Regions from separate parts of the Homo sapiens genome. Here regions 1 and 2 are each linked to region 3. The links are chromatin loops, found by intact Hi-C in ENCODE. Cell type or tissue: GM12878. All regions are shown on one strand.

What was found. A loop is a pair of places that touch in the nucleus more often than their neighbours do. Peaks named below come from ENCODE experiments on the same cell type or tissue, not always from the same donor. Only the 100,000 strongest peaks of a DNase experiment are listed, where the experiment ranks them.
Region 1: it touches region 3 in a loop (2.1-fold over the local background); 2 of 110 quality-filtered maps call a loop at or near these places.
Region 2: it touches region 3 in a loop (4-fold over the local background); 4 of 110 quality-filtered maps call a loop at or near these places.

Annotation. Positions count from the first base shown.
Region 1 is chr2:96,482,800-96,490,799 of GRCh38, forward strand. No RefSeq gene overlaps it. Among named protein-coding and RNA genes, the nearest start is that of NEURL3, 19 kb to the right of the region's middle. RefSeq lists enhancers at 2,623-3,315, 3,001-3,650. In GM12878, no CTCF peak of the experiment used is centred here; a DNase peak (open chromatin) is centred at 3,402; H3K4me3 peaks cover 1,727 bases; H3K27ac peaks cover 4,018 bases.
Region 2 is chr2:96,140,600-96,148,599 of GRCh38, forward strand. It overlaps DUSP2 (dual specificity phosphatase 2), which reads right to left and starts at 4,841. Exons shown (of 4, transcript NM_004418.4): 1 at 4,368-4,841; 2 at 4,162-4,283; 3 at 3,555-3,774; 4 at 2,570-3,438. The coding sequence starts at 4,755. The coding sequence ends at 3,224. RefSeq lists silencers at 781-830, 891-940, 4,451-5,210 and enhancers at 1,991-2,060, 3,771-3,820, 4,223-4,724, 5,521-6,400, 6,811-6,980 and 2 more. In GM12878, CTCF peaks have their summits at 1,829 (motif pointing left), 3,715 and 7,121 (motif pointing left); DNase peaks (open chromatin) are centred at 1,946, 4,952 and 5,822; H3K4me3 peaks cover 4,673 bases; H3K27ac peaks cover 5,866 bases.
Region 3 is chr2:96,331,784-96,339,783 of GRCh38, forward strand. It overlaps NCAPH (non-SMC condensin I complex subunit H), which reads left to right and starts at 3,983. Exons shown (of 18, transcript NM_015341.5): 1 at 3,983-4,065. The coding sequence starts at 4,047. RefSeq lists enhancers at 3,456-4,297, 4,298-5,139 and a silencer at 4,058-4,377. In GM12878, no CTCF peak of the experiment used is centred here; DNase peaks (open chromatin) are centred at 3,972 and 4,242; H3K4me3 peaks cover 3,541 bases; H3K27ac peaks cover 2,995 bases.

The DNA.
Region 1 (8,000 bases), 150 kb after region 3:
TCAGGAGGCGGCTAAGGCACAAGAATCGCTTGAACCCGGGAGGCAGAGGTTGCAGTGAGCCAAGATCGCACCACTGCACTCTAGTCTGGGCGACAGAGCCAGACTCAGTCTCAAAGAAAAAACTTTTCACCTAGAGCCAGATGGACCTGAGTTCCATGGTGGCTCCTCCTCTTCCAGTAACCTCGGTTTTCCTCCAGAAAAGGGGACAGTTGTGAGGATGAAACGAGAGCTTGAATGGAAAGGGCCCAGCACACAGTAGGTGCTGCATTGCCATTTCTCCCTGTTGGCTCCCAGCCTCGCGGATAGGCACAGGTGGTCCTCAGCCCACCTGGCAGCCTCGCCTCCTGGCCCTGGGCAGCCCCTTCATTCCCCACCCAGAAAGCACACAAACAAGCCCTCCTGGCCACTGTGAGGCCTGGTGCCTCTGATGTAATTCAGCTAAAGAATTCATGACTAGGTCATGCCCCTCCCAGACACTCCATCTCTTCCCACGACCCTTTCCCAGCTTTTGTTGGCATGAAGGACCTTAAAGCCAGAGAAAACCATGAGCAAGATATGGACACTACAACAATAGCAATTAAATATCTAAGGAAGATGTGGCCTTCCAGACAGGAAAACAGAATTAATCAGGAAATACAAATGACGGCGACGAAAGAAGCTAGCGATACAGCAGGAGCAACACTCAATGTTTTGCGCTTGTTTAATGCTCACAGTATCATGTGATGAAGGAGGCATTATTGTCATCCCCATCTTACAGATGAGGAAATCAAGGCACAGTGAGGTGATTTACCTAGATATTTTCATCTGCAAAGTGGGGATGATGCTGAGTGTTGGTGTGAGCATCAAATGCGTAACTACGCGTGAAGTGCTTAGAGCAGCTGGTGGGTTGGGAGCAGGGATCTATCTGAAGCCCCCTTCTGCGATGTGGTTTTTCCAGTTAAACATGATATTTTTGAGATTTGTCTATGTGACACTCATAGCTCTAGCTCATTCACTGCATGACCACACGGCAGTTCATCCATTCTTTTGTTGGACACTGTAGAAGTTGGGTCTTCCCAGAAGCAGATACCAAGACGAAGTTGGACATATGAGACACTGACTGGGGGAAATGCCTATGAAGGAGACAGGGGGGTGAGCTGGAGAATGTTGCACTCAGATGCCTGGGAAAGGAGAGGGGAAGGAAAGAGGGTGGACAGGAAGAGTCTAGGGCTGCAGGGCCATTCTGGGAATTGTTGGGCCAGGCTGATAAGGAGTCCTCTAAACAATGTCACCATTACAGGCATCCCACATCCCCCAGGAAAGGGGATGCCCAGATACCGCCTCCCTGTACTTCTATCTGGTGCTCCCACATCAAAGATTGGAGAAGCATGGCGTCAGGAAGGATGAGGCGGAGGGAAGCTCACGACAGGCTGGGTCTGTCAACTGTGCTCCTCACAGCAGGAGTCTGAGCAGGGCCTTTCTACAGCTGCCATGGGCATGTGGGCTGTTTCACACTTCTCTCGGCTTTACCCCAAGGAGTAGGGGTGACAGCTGCTCCCACTGCGTGCTGACAGCATCGAATTTCTGGGCCTCATACATTCACTGGGGGTGAAAAAGCCAGCCTTGGGCCTCTCAGAGGCCAGCCCCCAGTCTATCCCCCAAGAGGACACACACTTCCTGACATCTCCTTGTGACTGGGAGAACACACATTTGCTACACAGGTATGGGACCCTCTCTCCTCACAAATATTTTAAAAGGGTTCTACCTTAGGGTAACCCAAGGGCCTGCCTCCCCCCATTTTAGCCAATGGTCATATCCTCTTAGTCTCAATTTAGGGAAAGGACAGGCAGTCTATTCCCTCCAATATAATACTTGGTGCTGTGGTTGAATGTCCCCTCCAAAACTCATGTTGAAATTTAATTACCATTGTGAAGACCTTAAGAGATGGGTGATTAGGCCATGAAGCCTCTGCCCTCATGAGTGAAACAATATTGTTATTGCAGGAGTGAGCTAGTCACTGAGGGAATGGGTTCCTGATAAAAGGGTGAAGTTCAGTCCCCATCTTCCCTCCTACCCTCCACCTTCCACCTTGGGATAACTCAATATGAAGGCCCTCGCTAGATGCCAGAGCCATGCCCTTGGACTTCCCAGAGCTATGAACCAAATAAACCCTTTTCTTTATAAATTGCCCAGTCTGTGGTGTTCTAACAGTAAAAAACAAACAAACAAACAAAAAAAGGAATAAGACACTTGGGCTTCTCCTTCCAAGTCCCTGTCAGCCCCAGGACTGCACATACTCCTGGGGGGAGACAGGCAAGGAGCCAAAATGTATTTGATCCTTTAAGTCAGCGGAATCCAAGAGCATTTGAGGGAGTCAGGAGGGGTCCTGAACAGAAAGCCAGGAAGATGTTTAGGGCCAGAAACGGGGATTAGGAAGTGCCCTCCTCTCGTGGTCAGTCTCCATCTCAATCACTGTGTCCAAGTTGGCCCTTTTTTTGTTGAGAACTTTGTGGGGAATGGGGACTGTTCAGGTGATCCGCCTCCATGTCAAGCCATAAATGGCTCAGCTTGAGGCAGAAGGGAGTCTTGGCTGGGATTCAGCGATTCCAGATCTGGTCCCAACCATACCATGGGCTGCTGTGTGGCTGCAGGCAAGTCACACAAAGCCTCTGCGCCTCAGTTTCCTGGCTATAAAATGAGAATGTCACCCCCTGCTGTGCCCCTCGCACTTCACACAGATCTGAGAGAAACAAGCTGGCTGCGCCAGAAAACCACAGAGGCACCACCTCTAGATTCCTGTGGAGATCCTACCACCCATTCCTTCAAAGGAAGGGACTGGGGAGCAGGGCAGCTGGCAGCAGAGGCTAATCTGCTGTGCAGGTCTGTGGAGGAAGGGACCGTGCGCGGTTCTCTTCCCTCTGCCTCCAGGCTTAGGAGTCATCCCCCACACGCGGGACCCCCAGTCCCCACTGTAGACTTCTTCCAAGTGGAATTTCTTCAACAGTTGATCAGCAGGGGGGTCAGGGCGTGCAGTGCAGGGGTGGGGGTGGGGGTTGCGAGAGGAGTGCCATCAGGGAGTAATGCTGGCGAGGCCTCATGAGGACAGCACGCTGGGGCCCTGTGTGCGATGGGCGCCAGGGGCAGGTGACATGGTGGACCCGGTCTCCCCCTTCCCTCTCCAATTGATCTAACAGAAAGCCTGATGTGAAAGTCTGGACGAGGGAATTTTCCCATATCTGCAGGAAAGCCCCGTAGCAGGTCCCTGGAGCCAGCCCGGGCAGGCCTCCGCTTACAGGACGCTAAAGATCCCTGGTTGCAGTTCTACTTTCTTTTTACTGCGTGTATTCTGCCCCTGTGATAATGATTCATTACACGCTTCCTCCATTGTTTTACTCCAGTGACCTCACGTCAAGGGAACCTGTGATCTCAGGCTTCTAGGAAAGCGAAACTTAGCCGCAGCCTGCCTCTCTCCCAGCCTGCCTTACAAGCACTGTGAGTTGCTGGCTGGCCGAGGCCCTGGCAGATCAGACCTCCTGCAGCCCCAGGGATGGCACGGGCACCGCCACTCACGCAGCCGGTAGAGCGCTCCTAGGGCAGGCCCATCTCGCTTCCCTCTCGCCTCTCCCCCCCGCTTTTGCTTGGGCCAATCCGACCTCCTCACCTCCTCGTAGCTCCCCCAGCACACCTTGCCTTTGCCATCTCTGCATGTGCCGCGCCTGCTGTCTGGAAGACCGGCATCCATTCCCCTCTGCCTTCCAAACTCTCCCTGTAGGACCAGCTCAAAAGGCATCTCCTCTTCAGCTGTTCCTGCTGCCAGGGCTAATATCGTCTTCCTCTTTTTTCCCCACTAGCGCTTCTTTGTCTATTTTGGAGAGGTTTTGTTTTGGATAACTTTTTAATTGAGATGTAACTCACATTATCATAATATTCGTCTTTTTTAAATGCACAGTTCAATGGTTTTTAGTATTCTATTCACAAAGTTGTGCAACTATCAGCATAATTAATTTCAGGATATTTTCCTCACCCTAAAAAGAAACTCCGTACCCTTTAGTTGTCACTCCTCATTTCTGCCTCTCCCCAGCCTCTGAAACCCACTAATCTACTTTCTGTTTCTGGATTTGCCTATTGTAGACATTTCATATGGATGGAATCGTGCATATATGGCCTTTGGTGACTAGTTTCCTTCTCTTAGCATAACATTTTCAAGGCTCATCATGATGTAGCCTGAATCAGTATTTCATTCCTTTTTAAGGATCAAATAATATTCATTTCTACCTTGGGGCCATTATGAATAATTCTTCCATCAACATTTGTGTACAAATTGTGTGTGGAAGTGTTTCCAATTCCCTTGGGTATATATGTAGGAGTGGAATCGCTGGCTCATACAGTCCTTCTGTGTTTAAGTTTTTGAGGAGCCACCACTGTTTCCCAAAGCAACTGTTTTTGGCTTTTTAACCAATATGTAAGCTCATTCTCATTGTTAAAAAAAAAAAAAAAAAAGTCCCCACATGCCAGTGAAATGTTCAAGTCCTCCCAATCACATCCCCATCCCAGTCCTTTCCCAGGGTCACTTCTCTTACCCTCCTGGACCCTTTGCCATTCATATACCAACACACACACACATTATTTTATGCATTTTTATATTCATGACATTTACTGTATGCTACATCCTGTATGTCAGAAACATAATGAAAACGTATTCCTTGGGCTGGATGCAGTGGCTCACACCTGTCATCCCAACCTTTGGGAGGCTGAAGTAGGAGGATTGCTTGAGCCCAAGGAGTTCAGGACCAGCCTGAGCAACACAGCAAGATCCTGTCTCTACAAAAAATTTAAAAAATTAGCCAGATGTGGTGGTGCCCACCTGTTGTCCCAGCTACTTGGGAGGCTGAGGTGGGAGGATTGCATGAGCCCAGGAGGCGGAGGCTGTAGTGAGCTATAATCACGCCACTGCACTCCAGTCTGGGTGACAGAGTGAGACCCTAGTTCCAAACAAAATAAAGTAAAAAAATCAAAAAATAAAAACTTATTCCTTGGAACCACAGCACAATGTTCTATAATATGGATAAACCATGGTTGATATAACCACTTTCCTATTGGTAAATATATAAAGTTTGTTTCCAAGTGCTTTCCTGTCATGAGAATTGCTGCCAGGTCATTCTTGCAAGCAGTGAGTGACTTTCTGGAGTAGACACTGGTGGGCGATAGTGTATGAATAGTTTAAATTTTAGTAGATAATGCCTCCAATGTTTTTGTGTAATTGATTTCTTTTTTGTTTGTTTTTGATTTTGTTTTGAACAGGGTCTCACTCTGCCATCCAGGCTGGAGTGCAGTGGCATGATCATAGCTCTCTGCAGCCTCAATCTCCTGGGCTCAGGCAATCCTCCCACCTCAGCCTCCCAAGTAGCTGGGACCACAGGCACAGGCCACCACACCTGGCCAATTTTTTAATTTTTTTGTAGAGATAAGGTCCCCCTATGTTGCCCAGATTGGACTTGAACTCCTGGGCTTAAGTGATCCTCCTGTCTCAGCCTCCCAAAGTGCTGGGATTACAGGCCTGTGCCACCTTGCCCGGCAGTGTAAAAGTTTTCTAACTGAAATGTTGTACCCTTTCACCATTTCACCATCCAACCAAGTTCTATTTTGTTGGTGTCTTGCTGCTGTCTTAATTTGCACTTCCCAGGCTCTTGCAAAGTTTATTCTCATGTTTATTGACCCCATAAGTGATTGGATTGATTTCTCCGTATGTGATCTTGGACACTCACTGTGAGCTATCTGTGCTTTTCTTATTGATTGTAGGAGTAAGTGTTTTGTAAGTTTCAACATCATTCCATTCTGTTATATGTGTTGAAAGTCTCTACTTCCCATCTATTATCTTGCTTCTTAGTTTTATTCATGGTATCTTTTGTCACACATAAGCTTTTAAAAAAATCCTGCGTAATCAAATTTATCAATCTCTCCTTTATGGCTTTAAAAAATACATGTGGCCAGGCGTGGTGACTCACACCTGTAATCCTAGGACTTCGGGAGGCCGAGGCAGGAGGATCACCTGAGGTCAGGAGTTCGAGACCAGCCTGGCCAACATGGTGAAACCCTGTCTCTACTAAAAATACAAAAATTAGCTGGATGTGGTGGCGGGCGCCTGCAATCCCAGCTACTCAGGAGGCTGAGGCAGGAGAATCGCTTGAACCCAGAAGACAGAGGTTGCAGTGAGCCAAGATCATGCCACTGCACTCCAGCCTGACCAACAGAGCAAGACTCTGACTCAAAAAAAAAAATATATATATATATATATGTGTGTGTGTGTATATATATATGTGTGTGTGTATATATATGTGTGTGTGTGTGTCTCTTTACTTCATTCTGCTCTGTTAAGCTATGATTGACAGATAAAATTGTATATACTTAAGGTATACGATATAATGTTTTGATAAATGTATATATGATATATGTATATATTGTGAAGTGATTACCATAATCAAGCTAATTAACATATCCATCATCTCATATAGTTACCATTTTGGAGGTGTGGTGAGAACATTTAAGATCCACTAGCCTAGCAAATTTCAAGTATACAATACCTTATTATTATTAACTATAGTGGCCATGTTATACATTTAGGTCTTCAGAACTTACTCATCTTATAACTGAAAGTTTGTGCCCTTTGATCAACATCTCCCCATTTTCCCCACCACCATCTCCTAGTAACCACCCTTCTACTCTGTTTCTATGAGTTCAGCTTTTTCGTGTCTGGCTTATTTCATTTGGCATAATGTCCTCCGGGTTCAACCATGTTGTTGTAAATGACGGGATTTCCTTTTTTTAAGGCTGAAAAATAAATACATAGATATAACATTTTCTTTATCCATTCACCTATCAATGGACACTTAGGTTGTTTCCATATCTTGACTATTGTGAATAATGCTGGAGTGAACATAGCAGGGCAGCCATCTCTTCAAGATCCTGCTTCTATTTCCTTCAGATACATACTCAGAAGTGAGACTGTTAGATCATATGATAGTTCTATTCTTAATTTTTTGAGGAACCTGCATACTGTGTTCCTATTTTTTAAGCCATGCAATTGGAAACGCACTGTTTTTCATAATGACTGTAGCAGTCTGTATCCCCACCAGCAGTATATAAGGGTTCCTGTTTCTTCATATCCTCACAACCACTTGTTATCTTTTGACTTTCTGACATTAGACATTCTAACAGGTGTGAGGTGATATCTCATTGTGGATTTTATTTGCAGTTTTCTTGATGATTAGTGATATTGAACACCTTTTAATATACGTATTGGCCATTGTTATGTCTTCTTTGGAGAAATGTCTATTCAGGTCTTTTGCCCAGTTTTAAATCAGGTTATTTGTTTTTCTAATATTGAGTCATATGAGTCCCTTATATATTTTGGATATTAACCCCTTATTGTATACAAAATATTGCAAATATTTTCTACTGTGGCCTTTTCAGTTTGTTGATTGTTTCCTTTGCTATGCAGAAGCTTTTTAGTTTGATGCAGTCCCACTTGTTTTTGCTTTTGTTACTCATGCTTTAGATGTCATATCCAAAAAATCATTCTTCTAGGAGTTTTACGGTTTCAGGTCTTACATTTAAGTCTAATCCATTTTCAGTAGACTTTTGTGCATAGTGTAAGATAGGGTCCAATTTTATCCTTTTTCATGTGGCTATCCAGTTTTCTCCATACCATTGATTGAAGAGACTGTCGCTTCCCTATTCTGTATTCTTGGTGCTTTGTTGAAGATAAGTTGATCATATATGCATGGGTTTATTTCTAGGATCCTTATTCTGTTTTATGGATCTATTTTTCTGTTTTTATGCCAGTACCATACTGTATTGATTACTATAGCTTTGTAGTATAATTCAAAATCAGAAAGTGTGTTGTCTCAGCAGGTGCAGTGGCTTGCACCTGCAATCCCAGCTATTCAGAAGGCTGAAGTCAGAGGATCACTTGAGGTTAAGAGTTTGAGACCAGCCTAGGCAACATATTGAGACTCAGTCTC
Region 2 (8,000 bases), 190 kb before region 3:
AATAGGTATAGGATTTCAGGTTCGCAAGATGAAAAAGCTCTGGATATCTGTGCACAACGATGTGAATACACTTTACTAAACACTTGATAATGGTAAAGATGACCAATTTTATGTTGCATTTTTTACCACAATTAAAAGTTTAAAAATTTAATAAATAGGAAAGAAGGAAAGGAGGAAAAGAGAGAGAAAGAGAAGGGCAGTTTGCTAGATGACAAGCTATAAAAAGCACGGGGAAGGAAGGAGAGGGGATTGGGGCTGGGTAGGGTGGGATGGGGTAGGGCCAAGGGTGGGGGGTGGGCAGAGGCCTCAGCCACCAGTGCAGCTGTGTGTGAGATGAGGCTGTGTGGTGTGAAGTCCCCTATGACTTAGAGCCCCAGATGTCCCCCACCCACCCAAGCTGGGCATGGGGGTACAAGTGGGTCCCAACAGATGCCTACTCAGCTCCTAAGGAAGGCAGAATAGCAACCCCGGCTCTGCCCAGTTCACACTGGAGTGGCTCACCCCACCCCTCAGACAGCAGTGGGAACAAGAATCACCCTTCATTCGGCCTCACAGAGTGAGCGCCCACCTGTGCCAGGCTCCAGGCACAAGGCTGAGTGGACCCCAGGCCCAGCCGTTATGAGTGTCCATCCTGGTCCAGATGCACACCTCGCATGTGCACACCGGCACATCAGATCAACCTCACTCCTAGGGCCGTAGTTAGCTAACATTTTCGGAGCGCCTACTATGAGCAGGCACTACATGGATTGACTTGTGTAAGTCTACATCCTCAGAGGTGGGGGCTAACAATGAAACTCCATTTTACAGACAAGAAAACTGTATACAGCAAGGTGAAGCAAAACCAGCCCCCGGACTGTCAAACTACACTGCCCTGCCCCACAAGCACACCCTCCCAGGCATTCAGAATGCCGTAAGACAGCAGTTCCCAACCTTTGTGGCACCAGGGACCGGTTTTTGTTTGTTCCTCTGTTTGAGATGGAGTTTCACTCTTGATGCTCAGGCTGGAGTGCAATGGCGCAATCTTGGCTCACTGCAACCTCCACCTCCCAGGTTCAAGCAATTCTCCTGCCTCAGACTCCCAAGTAGCTGGGATAACAGGCGCCCGCCACCATGCCTGGCTAATTTTTGTATTTTTAGTAGAGGCGGGGTTTCACCATGTTGGCCAGGCTGGTCCCGAACTCCTGACCTCAGTTGATCCACCCATCTCGGCCTCCCAAAGTGCTAGGATTAGAGGCATAAGCCACCATGCCTGGCCCAGGATGGTGAGGGGGATGGTTTCTAGGTGATTCAAGTGCATTACATTTATTGTGCACTTTATTTCTATCATTACATTGTAATCTACAATGAAATAATTTTATACAACTCACCATAATGTAGAATCAGTGGGAGCCCAGAGCTTGTTTTCCTGAGACTAGACGGTCCCATCTGGGAGTGATGGGAGACAGTGACAGATCATCAGGCATTAGTTAGAGTTTCATAAGGAGCATACATCCTATATCCCTCCAATGCAGTTCACAACAGGGTTCAAGCTCCTATGAGAATCTAATGCCACCGCTGATCTGATAGGAGGCGGAGCTCAGGCAGTAATGCTAGCAATGGGGTGCGGCTGTAATACTGATGAAGCTGCTCACCTCCGGCTGTGCAGCCCAGTTCCTAACAGACCACGGACAGATCCTTAGAGGTAGCACTGTGCAGAGACAACCCTTGGCTGGATGACACTCCAAATGGCCGAGTGTCCCAGTGAGCCTGAAGCAGGACTGGCTCCCGCACAACCATTTCCAAAGGCCTCAGCACCCCTGCTCACAGGCAGATCACAGCACCCCCTCCCGGCAGCGTCGGCAGGTACCCCTTGGCTTCTGGCGTGGGCGGGGCCCTGGTCTCAGGTCTCCACTGAACCTTAGTCCTATGCTGGGCCCGTAATTGAAGCTCGGCCAAGATGTGCTAGTTGGGTGGGTGTGCAGAGCAATGAATCCCATCCCTGGTGACAGGTCCTCTGCACCAGACACAGGGCCACATGCCTTTGGGGGACATGAAGGAGCTCTGGAACAGGGGACGCTGTGAGCCCCAGCCCTGGGATGTGGGAGAAGAGTAGGGAGGCCATGCAGGCCTGCTGTGAGGAAGTAGAGACCCACACGGCCTGGGAAGTGCCTCTTGTGTGGGCGTGCACACACGCTCCCACAGGAACACCATGCGCAACATGCAGGTGTGCATGGGCCAAGACCACCCACCCCCACAGGACCACACCCTCAGGCACACACTCGCATCCTTCCACATTCCGAAAAGGAAGCGGGGTCTGATCGGGGCAGCACTGGGCCTGGCTCTGAGTCACGGACGGGACCCAGCCTCCCAGAAACAACCCTGTTCAGCTCTGGAGCGAGGTCCCTGTCTGGGAAAAGACGCCAGCCCAGGGAGAACTGGGGCCAAGAGAGCAGCCTTTGTGGGGAGGGTCAGACCTGCCCCTTCCGGCCGCTGGCCCCTCTGCCCATTCACTTCCCAAACCCCAAGGGCACAAGGAAACGTGAGGTCCAAGCAGGCTCCCGGGTATCAGATGAGACCAGATGCTGGGTTGTTGTTTTTTAAATATAACAATATTTTATTGACATATCCTGAATGTTCTGTATAAATATAAAGTGCTAAGTTTCCAACCCCTGCCCACAGGGCTAGGAGGAAGCGGGGGAGGGAGTGTTAAATGTCAGCTGAGCACAAATAATTTTCCAGCGCCAGCACAGGTGTGAAAGGCTCACAGACAGACACACGCAACATGACACACCCATCACTTCCCAAGTCCCCAGCTTCCCCAGGAACACAGGGCTTGGGCTCCAGGCCCTGGGCAGACGAACCCACAGACAGGGCTCCTGGTTGTCACAGCTTGTTCCTTGGAGCTCTCAGGCTGCCAAGGGCTTCAACATGGTGGTGGACCAGGGAGAGTCCACGGTATAGCGTCTAGCTGATTTCTGCCAGAGGATGGGGAGGGAAAGAGCAGACACACCCTTGGTTCCCGACCCCGAATGAGGGCCAGCCTCAGTCCCCCAGCAGAAGAGCACCAGGTCGGAAAGACCAGCATGCCGGCATTCCTAGAGCCCCCATGTGGGGGCTTCTGAAACTCTGAGGAGGTAGCAGCCCTGCCAGAGGTGAGGGGACTGTGCTGGCCCAGAGGGGAGCCCACCAGTCCACAGTCAGCTCCTGCCAGCACAGTGGGGCAGGCAGGCAGAGGGGCACCACCTCAGTGACACAGCACCTGGGTCTCAAACTGCAGCAGCTGCCCCATGAAACTGAAGTTGGGGGAGATGACCCCCCGGCGCTGCTTAACGAAGTCAAAGGCCTCGTCCAGCCGCACACGGCGACTCTGCATGAGGTATGCCAGACAGATGGTGGCAGAGCGCGAGATACCCGCCTGGCAGTGCACCAGCACCCGGCCTCCGCTGTTCTTCACCCAGTCTGCAAGGGAGATGGGGGAGTGGTGTCAGACGGAATGTGCACAGCCCAGGAGACAGGTGCCCCCAGTCCTCTCCTCTGGAGCCCCTCGGGATTTCTGGGCAGAGGTGCCCCCTTACCAATGAAGCCTATGGCCTCCTGGAACCAGGCACTGATCTCCACCATCTGGTTGTCCTCCACAGGGATACTCTTGTAGCGGAAAAGGCCCTCAAAGTGGTTGGGGCAGCTGGCGGACACGTTGAGGACGGCTGTGATGCCACAGGCCTGCAGCCCCTGCAGGTCTGACGAGTGACTGCAGCTGCCCAGGAACAGGTAGGGCAAGATCTCCACAGGGCCACCCTGGAGGGAACAGAGGGGCGGTGAGGCCTTTCCAGCCCAGCCCCGGAGAGCTGGAGCAGCAGCGGGTGGAGACCCCATGGGCTGGCCGAGACAAGAGGACTCCTCAGCCAGTCCTCCTGACCTGAGACAGGTCTCAGGAATGTGCGGAGGACACACCGGGACATACATTTCCCTTCATGCTCCCAACATACACATGCAAACATACACAGACCCATACAGGCACGCGCGAGCAGCCATGCCCCACCCCCTCCCCCAACACACACACGTATAAAAGTGTGTGTATATGGGCAAACTGCTCGCATCCCCAAATGGCAGGCTCTTTCCCTAGAGGCGCCCAGTCCGCGGCGGGGAGAGAGGGAGGTTCGGGGGAGGGGGGTCAATACTCACCTGGTCGTAGACAGGAGCCCTGGAGTCGGAGCGGCTGGTTTTGTCCCCTGTTGGCGGCAGCGCAGGGGCGGGGGCCTCAGAGCACAGATCGGGACAGCAGCCCTGGAAGCCGTCGAAGCCTCCTGCAAGGAGGGGAAGAGCACGATCAGCAGGGAAAGCCGGGCTGGAGTCGGGTGGGGCGGGCCAAGGGCGGCCGGCTTGCTCACCTCGCAGGAAGTACACGGCAGTGGGCCCCGCGCGGGTCTCGTGCAGCAGCGCGGCCAGCAGCACATGAGCCGGGCTGTCGGGCCGGAGCTCCGCCACCGAGGCACTGCCCTCGTCCAGCACCACGGCCCGCGCCAGCTCCCCGCGGACCAGGCGCGTCCGCAGCGCGCGGTCGGGCAGCAGGCAGGCGAGAACGGCGGCAGGAGGGCCGCGCGCGCGGCGCCGCAGCAGCGCGTTCCAAGGCACTGGCCGCGCGGCGCGCACGTGGCGCCGGCAGAAGGCCAGGAAGGGGCGGCAGTCCAGCAGCAGCGTGCGTTCCGCCTCCCGCGGATCCCGCAGCAGCGTGCCCAGCGCCGCGCACTCCAGCTCGCGCGCCGCCTCCAGCCCCATGGCCACCGGTGCCTCTTCCTCTTCCTTTCGGTCTTTCCCGCGTCCCGGGCTCTCGTGGCGGTGGCGCTGCCCGAGCGGTCGACTCCGGGCGCCCTCCGCGGCGGCCCGGGTTAAGTACCCGTGGGCCGGCCTCCGGGGCACCATACAAGGGCAGAGCAGGAAGGCGCTGGCGCCCGCGCCCGCCCCCGCCCCTCACGTGGGGCGCAGTCTGGGCTGACCTGGAGACTTCGGGGCGGGGGGGAGGTTGAGGGGGAAGGCAGGGCGCGGGGACCAACACACCGGGAGGAGGCGGGGACCAGCGACTAAGGGAAGGGAAGGTGTTACCCGGAGTCGGAGGGACTAGCACCCCTCCGTTTTTGCGCCCACCCTTTGACCTGTCCCAAGCCACTCAGTCCTGGGGAACCCAGCTTCTCAGATGCAGGTCCCCCTTTAGGGCCAACGATGACCCTTGGAGTACCCCACCCCCTAACCCCACGCTTCCTCTGCCTTTTCCCTTTCCCTCCCAGAATTTTCCTCTTAGAAATTTGTCACCACAAACATTGACAAATGCCTGCTGCCACGGGTGATTTCTACACTGGATGATGGGGGGGGTCCCTGCTGAGATGTCCTATTTCTCATCTATTTGGAGACCTTGAGCCAGAGGGACTTTCTCTCTCCTCCCCCTCCCCACCCCCCATTGCCTGGATAAGACCAGTACTCAGGGTCTTGCAGTAGGTTGGTGGCCAAGCTAGGCCAGAACACAGTCCCCGGGGCCCAGGCCCCTGGGCTTGGGCCGAAGGGAAATGAGGGGGGGTCCCAGGGCCTTTCATGGGGAAAGCAGGGGTCTGTGACTGGTTTCCAGTTATGTGTAGGGCAAAGCTTCTTCCTCCTGGGTGCAGGGAAAGCCCCCAGGCCCCAGAGAGAAGTACTTCCCCCTGCCACAAGCCCGCCCTGGAGGGAAGTCCGCTGACGCTCCCGGCCCTCCCCAGGCCTGCGGGGATTTCAAGACCTTGGCAAGGGGAAGAGGGAGAAGCAGAACAGAACTGGCCTCCCCCATCCTAGGCCTCCCTGTCCAGCCCCGCCGGGCAGCAAAGTCCAGGGCTAGCACTGCACCCGGAGGACTGGGGGCCTGGGTATCCCCTCCATTCCGCCCTCCCCCAGCCCTGCTGCCGGATGTGGTGAGGCCCAGGTGTGCGTGGGGTGTCTGAGCCACAAGAATTGTTGGCAGTGAACTCCCAAACTCAAGCAGAGAAGTTGAGGTGGGTGGAGACAGCGTCACTGCGCTGGAGCTGCCCTCGCCCTGCCCCCAGCTGCGTGGGATTTCAGAACCCACCCTCCAAGCCCCCAGTCTCCTGAGGCCCTCCTCCGTGCCCTCTGAAAGACCCTTCCGGCTCCCCCACAGACCCCTGTGTCCAGACCGTCTTGAAGAGTGACAGCTGGGACCTGTGGAGAGCCCGCAGCCCTTCTGGACTTGTCTGCCCTGAGTTCCTCACAGCAGTGTGCTGTATGCCTGGTTGTGTGCAGGGCAGCATCGTACCTGTGCAGTTCCACTATGTGTGAGAAGGAGCTGGAGCTTGTGTGTGCTGGGGTCAGAGCCGATGCAGAGGAGAAAAGCCCCAAGGACTCCAAAGGTCCCTGGGGCCACGTCACCCTCTCAGTGTCTCCATCTGTAAGGGGAGCACATCATGGTGCAGCGGCTCTTCCACACTGGCTCCAACGCTCTAAGGCTACTCCACTGTCTGGGCAACTTGGCTGAGGCCCCGCTGTCCCTGGCAGGCCAGTCTGGAGGCTGAGGCAGCAAAGCCCACAACAGAGCCAGGGAGTCTGGGCCACAGATCCCAAAGGCTGATATGAGCCCTTATCTTTGGCATCGGCCTCCAAATGACTTAATGCTTATTCCAGGGGCAAATTACAGAGCGTGCAGAAGGACAATCAGGTCCAGTCTTGCTGCTGGGCCAGGAGCCAAAGCCTTCCAGCTCTGTGGGAGGACCCCAGCCAGGTGGGATCCCTGATTCAGGAGTGAATTCAGCTCAGCCGTGTAAGGGGCTCCAGACCCAACTCCCATGCTGGGCTGGGCCTCTTCCCCTCCTTCTGGAGAATCTGGTATACCTTGCCGGGGAGTTCTGCATGTGGGGAGAGCATTGCTGAAGGTTTGCTCTCATAGCACAGTCCCTGGGGCCTGGCACTCTTGGCCATGACCAGTGGTCTCTTTTTCTTTTTCTTTTTAAGTGACAGGATCTTGTTATGTTGCCCACACTGGCCTCAAACTCCTGAGCTCAAGTGATCCTCCTGCCTCAGCCAACAGAGTAGCTGGGACTATAGGCACGTGCCACCACCCAGCTCAGGACTGGTGATGACTGCCTAAAGTGGCTGCACATATGTCACCCCCTTGAGGCCATTTGTCTTGGGGCTGTCCCCTTTTCAGCTCTGGAACGTGGACTTACGGAGGCCCAGCTTAGCCATGAAGGAGGGCCTTCCCTTTGCCTTCTTTCCCTACTCCCAAACTGGGGAAAGCCCCACCCCCGATTACTGGGTGAAAGCCCAGGGCTGGGGTAAGAAGAGGGGGAGAGACTTACCAGCCCATGTCCCTCTCCTGCTTTTGCTCTGACAAAAGCCCCCCAAGCCTTGGATGCTGCCTGTGGTGATAATGGTGCAGGACGCCTGCTCCTCTCCGCCACCCACTCAGAGTCTCCCCAACCACCGTTCGCCAGAGCCCAGCCTTGGGAGCCACAGCAGAGAGGAGGCAGGGCATTGGGTGTAGGGGTGAGGACACAATGAGGAGGGGTCTCTGCTAGACTGGATGCCCCACAGCCTGAAGGCTCTGGAAGCAGGACCCAGTCCTCGCCACTGGCTGGGAAGGGGCTGACCCAGGTTGGGGGTCCCTGCTCAGAGCTCTCTCTGTTTTTGTTTGTTTTTCTTGGCCTGGCTCTTACAGAGCAGACAATATCAAGTAAGTTTGGGCTCAGCACTGTTTTTAAAATTGAAAACCTGTGAGACTCACCGGGAACAAATGATGATTCTGCATGTTATTCTTTTTATAACCATCTATTTTGACGGCTGTTTAAGCGTCACTGGCTCCTGCCTTTGGGATTCCAGGTCTTTCCTGGCCCTGGCAGCACATCCATCAGCCCCCTGCACAGCAGGTCTCCCTCCCACAGCTGCCTCGCTGCTGCTGCAGAGCCTTCCTTCCTCCTTCCAGCCCCCACCTCCAAGCAGATGCCTCACAGGGGGCGGGAGGTGAGTGGCTTGGCTACAGTGCTTGCGCC
Region 3 (8,000 bases):
TTAGCCCAGTCTTAAGGAGGTCAGGAATTTCATATCACATGCAAACATTAAAGGCATTTGCGCCAGGTGCAGTGGCTCACGCCTGTAATCTCAACGCTTTGGGAGGCTGAGGTGGGCAGATCACCTGAGGTTGGAAGTTCGAGACTAGCCTGACCAACATGGAGAAGCCTTGTCTCTACTAAAAATACAAAATTAGCTGGGCATGATGGTGCATGCCTGTAATCCCAGCTACTTGGGGGGGCTGAGGCAGGAGAATCACTTGAACCCAGGAGGCAGAGGCTGTGGTGAGCCGAGATGGCGCCATTACACTCCAACCTGGGCAACAAGAGTAAAATTCCGTCTCAAAAAAAAAAAAAAAAAGAAAAAAAAGGCATTTGCTTGGAGGCCAAAACGAACGCAAAGCCATTTCAACTATATGCCTACTAAGTCCCAGTGACTTGATGGTTTCTATCACAGACTACATCATTATATAAGCCAGCTGCAGGCTGGAAAGTCAGGGCAAATTTGAAGCCAAAAGATTGCTTGTTCAGGTAGCCAATGGATAACACTATTGTTTCTCACCTAAACTAAGGCAGTTTCCCATTTATTTGGGGGAAGTAGAATCTCCATGAAGAGTAAAATGGGGTGGGGAAGGAAGACGACACCAGCTCTGCTTTTCTGGCAGCCTAGGATTAGTGGAGGAACCTTAACTACTTTACTTTTGCACAAACAGAGGTATTGAGCTTTGTACACCACTGAGATCAGTGATAAATCATTCACTCTTCTTTATTTATTTATTATTATTATTTTTTTGAGATGGAGTCTTGCTCTGTTGCCCAGGCTGGAGTGCAGTAGCACAATCTCGGCTCACTGCAAGCTCCGCCTCCCAGGTTCATGCCATTCTCCTGCCTCAGCCTCCCGAGTAGCTGGGACTACAAGCACCCGCCACCATGCCAGGCAAATTTTTTTTTTTTTTTTGTATTTTTAGTAGAGACAGGGTTTCACTGTGTTAGCCAGGATGGTCTCGATCTCCTGACCTTGTGATCTGCCCACCTCGGCCTCCCGAAGTGCTGGGATTACAGGCTTGAGCCACCGCGCCCGGCCAAATCATTCACTCTTTTGGCACCCTTCATAGTCCTAAAAACAAAACAAAGATGGCATTCAGAGCAGGAGGTGAAAGACCTGCCCGCATAAGGCAGCCCTGGCCCAGAGAGACACTGGGCATGGAGCTGGCTTTGCCTTCCTGCACGTGAAGCTGGAAGCAGCTCAGGTGGCTCCATTATTCCCACAGAACAGCCTCAAGGCTCACCTAGTGGGTCACTTAGTAGCTTTCCTCCCCCAGGGCTTCCAAGCTGTTCTTCAGAGGCTCCTGATTCAGTGTATCACCTAACCCTTGCTACTCTTATGTACACATGGAATCCAGAGGATCACACTTGTCCCAGTGTCCTCCCTCAGATGCATTCAGCAGAGAGAACAAGTGAGGGAGATGACAGGGACCCCAGCATATACTGACCAAGTCCAGTGCGGGGATAGTGCCTTCCCCATTTTATAGACGGGGAAGAAAATGGGGCCCAGAGAGGTTAACATGCCCAACCCAGGATTTAAAATTGTCTTCCAGATGTACTCATTGAATACATATTTAAGTACTTGCTATGTCCAGGGCCAGCACCAGGCCATGGGAAAACCATAGTGAACAGATATGGCTTCATCCTCATGGAGCTGACGGTCTATGTAGGAGACAGACATGAAATAGTCACCCTAGTGCATGGAAAATTGCAGCTGTGACAAGTTCTCCTGAAGCCTCCAGTATGGAGAGTTGTGTGTATCAGGGAAGGTCTCCTTGAGGAACCTGAGGGGAGTAGAAACCTAACTGGAGCTACGGGGGTGAAGATGGGGATGAAGAGGATCCTAGCTAGAGGAGTGTGTGTGTGCAGAGGCCTGGGGGTAGGAGCAGGTGTGATGAGAGGAATCTGAAAAAAGGCCAGGGCAGCTGGAGGGCAGGGAGCAAGGGGAGCAAGGTCCCTGAGGAGGCTGGAGAGGCTGCAGGGGTGGGGAGGCTGGCAGGAAGACCCTTCCAGGACCTTGTAGGACGCTTAGAGGTTCCCAGGGTGGTGGAACCCCTGAAGTGTTATACTTCCGGGAGGAAGTGGTGGGGGACAAGTGGGAGTGACAGCTCAGATTTGGACTCCGCATACACTACTCAGGGCCTGAGGGGGGGCCAGAGCAGGCCAGTGAGAAGGTAATGTGGATGGAAGGAGAAAGGCAGGATTGGCAATTTTTAGGAGGTGAAAATAGCTTGCTTGATGATGGATTGTGTGGGGAGAGAAAGGGAGGGAATCCCCCAGGATGACTCCTGGGTGCTGATTTGGGTTCTTGGGTGGCTGATGGTATCATTTGCTGAGATAAACAGTGTCAACCTGTTTTCTCTAACCCACACAGCCTTACGCTGAAGATTTGAAGGTGGTCACTAGAAGAACAAGTTTATACGAACAACAGATAGGCTTAAAAAGTGGTTTTCAGCCAGGCGCAGTGGCTCATGCCTATAATCCTAACACTTTGAGAGGCCAAGGCGGGTGGATCACCTGAGGTCAGGAGTTCGAGACCAGCCTGACCAACATGGTGAAACCCCATCTCTACTAAAAATACAAAAATTAGCTGGGTGTGGTGGTGGGCGCCTGTAATCCCAGCTATTCAGGAGGCTGAGGCAGGAGAATCGCTTGAACTTGGGAGGTGGAGGTTGCAGTGAGCTGAGATCGTGCCATTGCACTCCAGCCTGGGCAACAAAGCAAGACTCTGTCTCAAAAAAAAAAAAAAAAAAAGTGGTTTTCAACAAAGGGTGGCACTTTTTGATTGCCAAAATGAGCGACAGCACTGATGGCATTTAGTGGGCAAATGATGTTACGGGGGCTTAAGAGCCCACAAAGAGGGCAAACATCCTATCATGCCAAGGATTGTTTCACCCTGAATGCCAACAGTGCCCTTGAAGAGAAACACTGTAAAAGATGCCAGATATGAGAGTTACAAGAAATTCTAGGATGTGCTGGGGATATTCCAGGGAATCACCCTGGCCTTTACTCCCATAATTCAATCCTTAGGGTTAGATGAAACTGAGGGGACAGATGGCATTTTATGCTTATTTCGCTTTTTCGACCTTTATTTATTTTTTGAAGGGTGGGGGGTGTTCACAGGAAGCTATTCACAAGAATCTGAATAAAACGATGGCCTTCATCTTACACTATATTAAATGTACATTTTGTACTATATTTAATGTATACATAGCATTTCTGCATCAGTTCTTCCCCACCTGGACCGCTCCTCATTCCCACGTAGGCTCCCGCTCCCCTCCGTCCCTCTTCCCGGAGGTTTTCAGCGTTTTGCTGCCCACACAGCACAGATCTCTAAGGGAAATAAACCTCGTTTTCTCGATCATCTGCCTCCCCATTATAAAGTAAATTCCACGGGCTGAGCGCGGTGGCTCACGCCTGTAATCCCAGCACTTCGGGAGGCCGAGGTGGGCGGATCACCTGAGGTCAGGAGTTCGAGACCAGCCTGGCCAACATGGTGAAACCCCGTCTCTACTAAAAACACAAAAATTGGCCAGGCGTGGTGGCAGGCGCCTGTAATCCCAGCTACTCGGGAGGCTGAGGCAGGAGAATCGCTTTAACCCAGGAGGCGGAGGTTGCAGTGAGCCAAGATCGCGCCACTGCACTCCAGTCTGGGGGACAAGAGCTAGACTTCGTCCCAAAAAAAAAAAAAAAAGAAAGTAAATTCCACGAAAGACGGGCCTTGCTCACCCTGCTCGACGCTGGGTTCCCAAGCCCAGTCCTGCACCTAGTCCTCGAAGGAGGGGGTTTTCATACTATTTCAGGGGGTCCACCGACCCCAAGAAGCCCAATCAGACGGGGTCCTCAACCCAAAACTCACTCTGACGCCGCCCGCGGAGGCCCGAGGTGGTCTGCGCAGGCGCGCTGCTGGCCCGGCCCGCCGGCGACGTCACGCGGCCGTTACGGCGCTCAGGCGTCTCGACGCGCGCGATTTAAAACCAGCTCAGGAGACGCCAAGGAAAGATGGGACCTCCCGGCCCAGGTGAGCCGGGCGGTCGGGAGGCGCGGCGGGAAGGGCCCCTAGCGAAGCAGTACTTCGGGCGGGCAGGGCTGGCGGGCTGGCCTGGGCGGGGAGAGAGGATATGCTCAGCTCGGGTCTTGGCCCTGCGGCTGACAGCAGAGGCCGGTGCGGGGGGAGGGGAGGGCCGGCGCGGGGCGGGCGGACCTTGTGCGCTCAGCCAATCAGAAAGCGGCTTCGGCCGGAGTCGGAGAGCGCGCGGGCCCTGCCTCACACTCCTCAGTTCCCGGGCGGGCGGTGGGGCGGCCTCCTCCTTGGGCTCCTAAAGCGTGCTCGGTGTCTCTCCATTAAAATGGTGGTTTTCCTGGAATAGACGTTATTTTCAGGGCTTTGGAAGCGATGTGGTTACCGTTGTATGCTTAGCATGCATGCATTTATTTTTGCATCTATTCAAAAGTACTGAGCTCTCCCGTTGGGCGAACAAAATTGATAATATCTCTATACTGTTGGAGTTGGGGAGACAGACAGTAAACAAAAGAAATAATTACACATGAGGCTGAGTGCTGTGATTGAGTATAGCAGAGTAGGGGTGGCTCCGCCAGGGGTTCAGGGAAGATCTTTAGGCAGATACTAGGGAACGTGTTTCAGGCAGAAGGAGCAAGTACAAAAATGAGGCAGGGAAGAGCCTGGCCTGGCCTAGGACCTGACCAGAACATTGTGACCAAGCTTAGTGAGGCCTGACACGTAGGCAGGGTCTGGAGGCCTTGGGTAAGAGATTTGGAAATTGAGTTACATTTTGGACATGGTATGTGTGACTTACGGGAGAGACTCAGGTGAAGGGATCTATAATCACTTAGGTGAGAATTTGGCTCTCAGGGGAGTTATATGGACCACTCAGGGAAGTGACCCATGGATTGAGAAATAAATTTGGATACCATTATCATATAGACCATTAGACCATAAAACCATGGGAACAGGTGAGAACACTAGGAAGGCCCTGCACATCTAGGACCAACGTTTAGAAGCTGGATAGAGAAGGATGAGCTGGAAAAACTCAAAAGACAGTGGTATAGGAAGAAGCCAAGAGTGTTTCAACAAGGAAGGGACTGTCAGCTGTTTCAAATGCTGCTGGATTCCAAGAGAAAGGCCAGAAAATGACCATAGGGTTTAGGCAACATGGAAGTTATAGATGATCACGAAAAGATAGTTCTCATGAAGTTGGAATAGGAACCAGACCAGAGTGGGTTGAAAAATGAGTGGGAAATGAGGAAGTAGACATAGGAAGTGTCTTTGAGCTCAGTAACCATCGGTTGAATGAATGGATGCATAATATCAAAGGCAAGGAGAGAAACCACGGAAAGAAGATTTGGAGAATTAAAGCATGCCTCTAATTCCAAGTTTAGTTTCTCTCTTAGACAAGGTTCTCCTTAAGTGCTTCCTATTTCTGTTAAGGTATCCTCTCCAAAGGTCCAGGTTCCTTCCTTAGCCTGTAGCCTACTGTGCTCACATCCAAATACTGTCCTCATAAGTCCTCTTGATTCAGTTTCTAAAAATGTCTCTTGCCTCCTCCCTTCCTATTTTTACTTTGTTGTTTTTTGTTTTTTGTTTTTTTTGAGACGGAGTCTCGCTCTATCGCCCAGGCTGGAGTGCAGTGGTGCAATCTCGGCCCACTGCAAGCTCCGCCTCCTGGGTTCACGCTATTCTCCTGCCTCAGCCTCCCGAGTAGCTGGGACTACAGGCTCCTGCCACCACGCCCAGCTAATTTTTTGTATTTTAGTAGGAACGGGGTTTCACCGTGTTAGTCAGGGTGGTCTCGATCTCCTGACCTTGTGATCTGCCCGCCTCAGCCTCCCAAAGTGCTGGGATTACAGGCATGAGCCACCGCGCCCGGCCTATTATTTTTTAGAGACAGGGTCTTGCTGTGTTGCCCAGGCTGGAGTGCGTGGCTATTGACAGGTGCTGTCCTAGCTCACGGCAGCCTTGCTGAGCGCAAGCAGGCTCAGCTTCCTGAGTAGCTGGAACCACAGATGCCTGGCAAAGTACCCCACTTCTCAATACCACCTATATCTTTCTAATTCACTCTCTGGTTCCCTGACTCCAACAACCCTTTTTTTTTTTCTGAGACAGAGTCTTGCTCTGTCCCCCAGGCTGGAGTGCAGTGGCTTGATCTTGGCTCACTGCAACCTCTGCCTCCCAGGCTCAAGCAATTCTCCTGCCTCAGCCTACCGAGTAGCTGGGATTACAGACATGCGCCACTACACCTTGCTAATTTTTGTATTTTTAGTAGAGACGGGATTTTGCCTTGTTGGCCAGGCTGGTCTCGAACTCCTGACCTCAAGTGATCCTCCCACCTTGGCCTCCAAAGTGCTAGGATTACAGGCATGAGCCCAGCCTTGTTTTTACTTCCTATTTTATTGAAAAAAAAAAAAAAAAAAAAAAGCAAACAAAAAGGAACATCCCCAAGTCTGCCATTGCACCTGCTCCCTGCCTGCATCTGTGCCAGTGCCTCTGTCTTTTCTCCTGTTACTGAGGATGGGCTTTCTGTGCTCTCTACAAAGGCAACCTCTTTGCCTGCTTGAGTACATTGTTCAGCAAATTTTACCTTTTATTTTGGATGGTCACTGTGATAGGCTGAATAACACTTGCCCTAAAGGTGTCCAGAACCTGTGAATATGTTATCTTACGTGGTGAAAGAGACTTTGCTCATGTGATTAAGTTAAGGCTGTTGAGAAGACTATCATGGATCATCTGGGTGGGCCCAGTTTAATCACAGTGGTCCTTGTAAGAGGAAGGTCGTCGGGGTAGAGTGAGAGCAGATGTGATGACAGAACAAGAGGTTAGAGTGATGGGGGGACAGTGAGCCAAGGAATGTAGGCAGCTCTGAAGCTGCAAAAGGCGAGGAACAGATCCTCCTCTCAAAGCCTCCAGAATGAATGTAACCCTCCACAGCTGCAAGAGAACACATAAACGTGTGGGGGTTTTTTTGTTTTTGTTTTTGTTTTTTGAGACGGAGTCTCACTTTGTCACCCAGGCTGTAGTGCAGTGGCGCGATCTCGACTCACAGCAAGCTCCACCTCTTGGGTTCATGCCATTCTTCTGTCTCAGCCTCCCAAGTAGCTGGGACTACAGGCACCCGCCACTGCGCCCGGCTCATTTTTTTGTATTTTTAGTAGAGGTGGGGTTTCACCGTGTTGGCCAGGATGGTCTGGATCTCCTGACCTCATGATCTGCTCGCCTCGGCCTCCCAAAGTGCTGGGATTACAGGTGTGAACCACCGCGCCCAGCCACATGTGTGTTTAAACCGCTAGGTTTGTGGTCATTTGTGACAGCAGCCATAGAAAACTAATACAGTCTCTTTGCTTCATTCTTTCTACCATGCTGAGGTTTTTGTTTGTTTGTTTTGTTTTTTTGTCTTAAAAATTCCTCACTTCCCTTTCAACTCTCACCCTCTCATTTCTCTCCACCCTTTTACAGTAGAAGTCTTTGGGCAGGGCGTGGTGGCTCACGCCTGTAATTCCAGCACTCTGGGAATCCAAGACAGGCAGATCACGAGGTCAGGAGTTCGAGACCAGCCTGGCTAACACTGTGAAACCCCGTCTCTACTAAAAATACAAAAAAGTAGCTGGGCGTGGTGGCGGGCGCCTGTAGTCCCAGCTACTCAGGAGGCTGAGGCAGGAGAATTGCTTGAACCTGGGAGGCGGAGTTGCAATGAGCTGAGATCCCGTCACTGCACTCCAGCCTGGGGGACAAAGCAAGACTCTGTCTCAAAAAAAAAAAAAAAAAAAGAGAAGTCCTTGAACACCTTGTCATCGTTTGCTGTCTCCAGTTTCTCTTCTCCCATCTTCACTTGAACCACTCCAGTTCAGCTTTCTCCCTTACTACTCTAGGAAAACTGTTTTTGTCAAGATCACTAGTAACCCTAGGTTCTAAATCCAATGATCAGTTCTCAGTCCTCATCT